Linked DNA regions of Homo sapiens: region 1 is linked to region 2. Evidence: read pairs that join two places in POLR2A ChIA-PET (ENCODE). Cell type or tissue: GM12878. All regions are shown on one strand.

The links. ChIA-PET counts read pairs that join two places held together with the same protein. Peaks named below come from ENCODE experiments on the same cell type or tissue, not always from the same donor. Only the 100,000 strongest peaks of a DNase experiment are listed, where the experiment ranks them.
Region 1: POLR2A ChIA-PET joins it to region 2 with 6 read pairs; 3 of 35 experiments call an interaction of 5 or more read pairs at or near these places.

What each region holds. Positions count from the first base shown.
Region 1 is chr5:143,115,642-143,118,141 of GRCh38, reverse strand. The region is part of intron 17 of ARHGAP26 (Rho GTPase activating protein 26); the gene reads right to left. Among named protein-coding and RNA genes, the nearest start is that of ARHGAP26-IT1, 76 kb to the left of the region's middle. In GM12878, no CTCF peak of the experiment used is centred here; no DNase peak of the experiment used is centred here; H3K27ac peaks cover 194 bases.
Region 2 is chr5:143,317,487-143,319,986 of GRCh38, reverse strand. The region is part of intron 2 of NR3C1 (nuclear receptor subfamily 3 group C member 1); the gene reads left to right. It also overlaps the pseudogene RPL7P21. Among named protein-coding and RNA genes, the nearest start is that of NR3C1, 85 kb to the left of the region's middle. In GM12878, no CTCF peak of the experiment used is centred here; no DNase peak of the experiment used is centred here.

The sequences.
Region 1 (2,500 bases), 200 kb after region 2:
AACTGTTAATATGCAAGGCTCAGCTCAAATGGCCCATTCCTTTCTGTACTTTCCTTTCACCTTTCTCCAATCCTCTATACCCAGTGAAGGCAGAAGTGTTGGCCTGCTCCTGCATTTATTACACAGTGTTGTCATCCCTACCAAGGCCTGAGAAGAGGAAGTATGGTATTTTATTTGGTAGCACCAGTGCTAAGCACACTGCTTGGCACAGGAGGTGCACAATGAGCTTTCACTAAGGCAATAAAAGATGAGGAGAGTTTCTGAGTAGGCCTAAAACAATTATTCCCAACCCAGCTACTTACTCATTAAACTTCAAATGATTTTTGGGGAATGTATCTCAACTATCCCAACCTCCCTTATCAAAGTCTTCAGCTATGTTCCATTTCTTAGACTTAATTAATGAGTAATAATTACTCTGATTTGCAGGCCCCAGTGCCCAAAGGCATTTGGAAAAAAGGTATATTAATTCTGGATTAGCAACTCTGAATATAAATAAGCTTGAGGTTACCCAGCATAATTCATTTCCCTTTTAATGATCCATGTTATTTTAGAACTTAAAAGACACATTGATCTAAGTCTTAGGAAACTTTTTTTTGGGTGGGAAGAGTTACACCTTTCATTATTAATGACCATTATCTTTCGGCACACTGAAGTAATAAATTGATCCATCACTTGATTATTACTGCTCACAACTTGGTACAGCTATGTTCATTACTCCAGAATGAATTATTAATGGCTTGAGATCTCTATGTATCCCGGACAGAAAGGCCTAGACGTCAGCCTCTGCAGGCACCAGCCATCCATTATAGCTCGATGAATTTACAGATGCATGGGAAACAGGCTGGCAGAGCACTGCGGAGCCGGTCCAGCAGAGGCCACGGGACTCGTTCATTAGCAAGGTCTATAAAACACAGAGAACCTGCTCTTTTGTCAAATTGAGCTGTCTGAGTTCCTCCTCACATGGCTCAGAATGTCATGTTGAGTCTTGACTTAAAATCTACACAGAGAAGCTTCTTGTACACTTCATGTTGCAGTGAAGGAGTCTTTGACACATGCTTTTCAGATCCCTACATCCACGTGGACTACTCTGCTGTGGCGTCTTTTGAAAGAACTGCCAATTCTACAGGCTTCCTTTGGCTGCTGCAGAGAAACAGTTTTGCATGTGATATTCACTTGGGAGAGATCCAGTTTCTTCTGTGATCATCAGAATGGCTGCATCCACTGAGAAGCAGTGGATCTCCCGAGGGGCATGACTTCAGGGCAGTTGTTGGGGGTAGGGAGGTATAGGTACCCCATGTTTCAGGCAGTTCCCGCATGAACTGGATTCAATGAGGAAAGAGCATGTTCCATGAAAATGGCCTTGGCAGAGGGGCCTCTTGCCACCTTTGCTTTAAGAGGAAATAGATGGAGACTCTGTTTTGGTCTGATGTCCTTTGAGAGGCAGAAGGAGGTAAATCACTTCCAGATAAAGATGGTGGTGGGGATGGTGGCAGAGGGAGCATTATGATGGGAATAGCAGTAGCCAACCCTTGTAGGGCTTGTAAGGCAGAGACCCCCAGGCTGTCATAGGGATCACATCTGTTTTCCTAGAGTTTAAATGAGAGCCAGAGCTCTATAAGTGCTAAGCAGTACTTTAAAACACCAGACTGGTCCTAAAGTATTCCAACAATACATAAGCTTATTGTAGGGTTTGGAGATAAGTTTCATCTTGAGGCCTAGAGTGTTATGTTGAAAAATGTCAAAGAGGAGTACTGGCTCCACTGGATACAATGTAGTGACAGATTCACAATGTACCATGGGTTGGATGGGTGGAGCAACAGCTCATCCCACTTATCCACCATCCCTTCCTTGTTTGCTTCACCTTCCAATATTAAACAGGAACTTAGGCTTACAGAGCATTTTAGACTTTTTAAAAAAGCTCTACAACAACTTTTTACATTTATCTGACCTATATAATAACTCTATAATAGTAGCGCTCAAACTTTCTGACAATGACCCAAGGTAGGAAGTATATTTTACCAAGCAATACACACATACATAAACAGACAGGCACACACCCCCACACTATATCAGAAACAAAAGTTTTCAGGAATAGTAAGTATGACACACTCTGATATTTCTATTCCCATCTTATCCTGTCGATTCTATTTTTATCCAATAAATTGTTTTCATGAGCCACTTATATGCCGTGAACTACTATTTGAGAAATACTGCTATAGAGGTATAAAGTGCAAATATTCTCTCCAATTTGCAAATTTGGACAATAAAGCTAAGGGAGATCATAGCACAGTAGTTGGAATAAGACAGACATTAACAGCTGGATGGCAGCAGGCAAGTCACCTGGCCTCTCTAAACCTGTTTCCTCACATATAAAATGGGAGCAATAATATGTAGCTTGTAGCTTGTAAACTTGAAAGGCTGATTAAGTATGATTCTGCAAGTAAATCCCTTAGCATGAAATAATGGCTTAATAAATGACATCTGCTCTTGTCATGGTGGC
Region 2 (2,500 bases):
GGCTCAAGCCAATCCTGTACTTGATAACTAAGCCGTATAGTCCATGGCTTGGCTTCAGTTCTGTTTTGAATCTCTTTTTGGACTTGTCTTGAATGGACTGTTTAGGGCTGCTTCAGTAGTGCAGTTGTTGCATTTTTAAGCATAGTTTAGGTTTTAAAATGTTTCTGGTCCCTTTTTTTTTTTCTTTTCCACTTTATGTTGCTTAAAGCTTTATGGCCAGGTTTTCTCATCCTCAGCATTATTGACATTTGAAGCTGGATACTTCTTTGTGGTGGGGGCTGTCCTGTGCCTTGTAGGCTGGTTAGCAGCATCCCTCGCCTCTTCTCACTTAGATGCCAATAGCATTTCCCCAACCGTGATAACCAAAAGTGTTTTCAGACACTGCCAAATGTCTCCTAGAGAGCAAAATTGCTCTCTGTTGAGAACTACTGTGTTACGGTGTTTGGACAAAAACTGACAAGCCAATGGGAATATTCTATTGGTAGTTGTAAAAAATTAATCCAGTTATAGCAGCTGTATTTCTGGAATTTTTTTCCATATTAACACTTGCTTTCTGAGGTGATAATATCTTTGTTTTTTTTCTCCCAAATAGATTTCTTGCATTACACTGAAAAATTGCTGATTAATTCACTTAAATTGAAGACTAAGCCAATCATGTCATTTGGGTAATAGTTTACCAACTCTGCCCCTTTCTCTGTCAGGGAAGCCTCTAATTTAGTAAGCGATACTGTATCCTTTTGTCAGGTACATTACCATTCCTATTAGCAATAGGGCAATTGAGATTGAGAAAGATTAAAAGGTCACCAAGCTATTACATTGTAGAATTAGGTTATGAATTGTAGCCTATCTGGTTTAGAATCTTTACCTTACTAGTCTCCATAACAACAATTCTTCCAGTGTGGTCCATGGGGCCCTGGGAGTCTCCCCTTAAAGGGCAGACTATTTTCACAGTAACACGTACTTTATTTGCCATTTCATTATGTCAGCATTTGCAATAATGGTACAAAAGCAAAGATGAGTAAAACTGTTGGCATCTTAGTATACAGTAGTTACTGTATTCACTGTCATGCACTTAAAATCTTTGAAGAAGCAAAAAAATTATTAATTACATTAAATTTCAACCCTTAAATACATGTGGTCTTTCTCATGTCAGTGTGACAAAATGAGAAGGTGCATAATCCACTTATATCGCATATAGCATTTGATAGTTGTCTCAAAGAAAAGTGTATAAGATTAAACTGTGAGTTAACCTACTTTTTTTCATGGAGTACCATGAGAGATAAACTCTGGTTTTCAGCCTTGGGTATTTGGCGATGTTTTCCCAAAAATGACTGAAGTAAACTTAGCACTTTAAGGAAAACAACTTAAAGTATTTGTTGCCAATTGATAAAATATAGGTTTCAAGCAAAAATCAGAATTTTTGAAGACTTGTATCTGCCACTGTGAGCTTGACAAATGTGACTCTTTTATATTACATAATGAACTATGTCAACATTTGAAAGATCTGCATAACTCAGTGAACCAGTATTTTCCAGATGACTAATGCATGATAATACAAAATCATGCATGGGTAAAAGATACATTCAAAGTGCAAGATAGACTGACATATTTCAATGTAACAATCAAAAGTTCATTGATAACAGTTTTGGATTCCACATTGCAATACTAAAACCTTTAAAAAACGAAATTGTCCAATTTTGGTGTAGTAATCAGAAAAGGCAATCTATAATTACCTGAACTTAAGTTTCTGGAGGACCATTAACCTTCTACAGGCTCATGGGGAAGACTGTAGCACTTCTCTTTCCCTAAGATCCTCCAGAAAGGAAGAAGGTAATCCTTGGGGGTAGGGTAGAGACCTATTGTGTGATGATCACCAAGTATGTAACAATGCTTTATATAACTCTAATATATATAATCCACACAAACCCCCTAAAATGGCACTAATAAGGGAATGGACTCAAAGAAGTTAAGTCAGCTAGCCACTGTCACAGCTATTAGAGCACTGGAACTAGGATTTGAACCCAGATTTGTCTGTATGTAAAGCTGATTCTCTTCGTAATAGTACTGAGACACAAGAGGCGGCTACAAAATATTCTGGTACTCCATCCTAGACCAGAGTTTCAAGGTTCGTTATCATTTGTAGCATGATACTGGATCCTCACAGTGCTTGCCTTTCATTCAGGTGCCAGGAAACGTCTGCCTGAATGAATGGGTGTAATTTACCTGCACATTTTACATGCTTCTCTAGGTGTGTGATTAACTCATAATCCATCCATGACTTTCACCCATAATCCTCCTTGTAGCAATTGCTTTGCTTGCAACAAAACTAAGTAGACATATCTAGCTTTATGCATGGTTTTCTCTCTCTGAACTCTAACATAAACTCAGCCTCAGGAATTATTCGGTTTCTACTACATTTGCCATTCTGATTGGGAACCACCAGCATTCAGGTATTCACCTGGAACAAGGCATTTTGTTCCAAGGGTTCCTCACTTAAAAG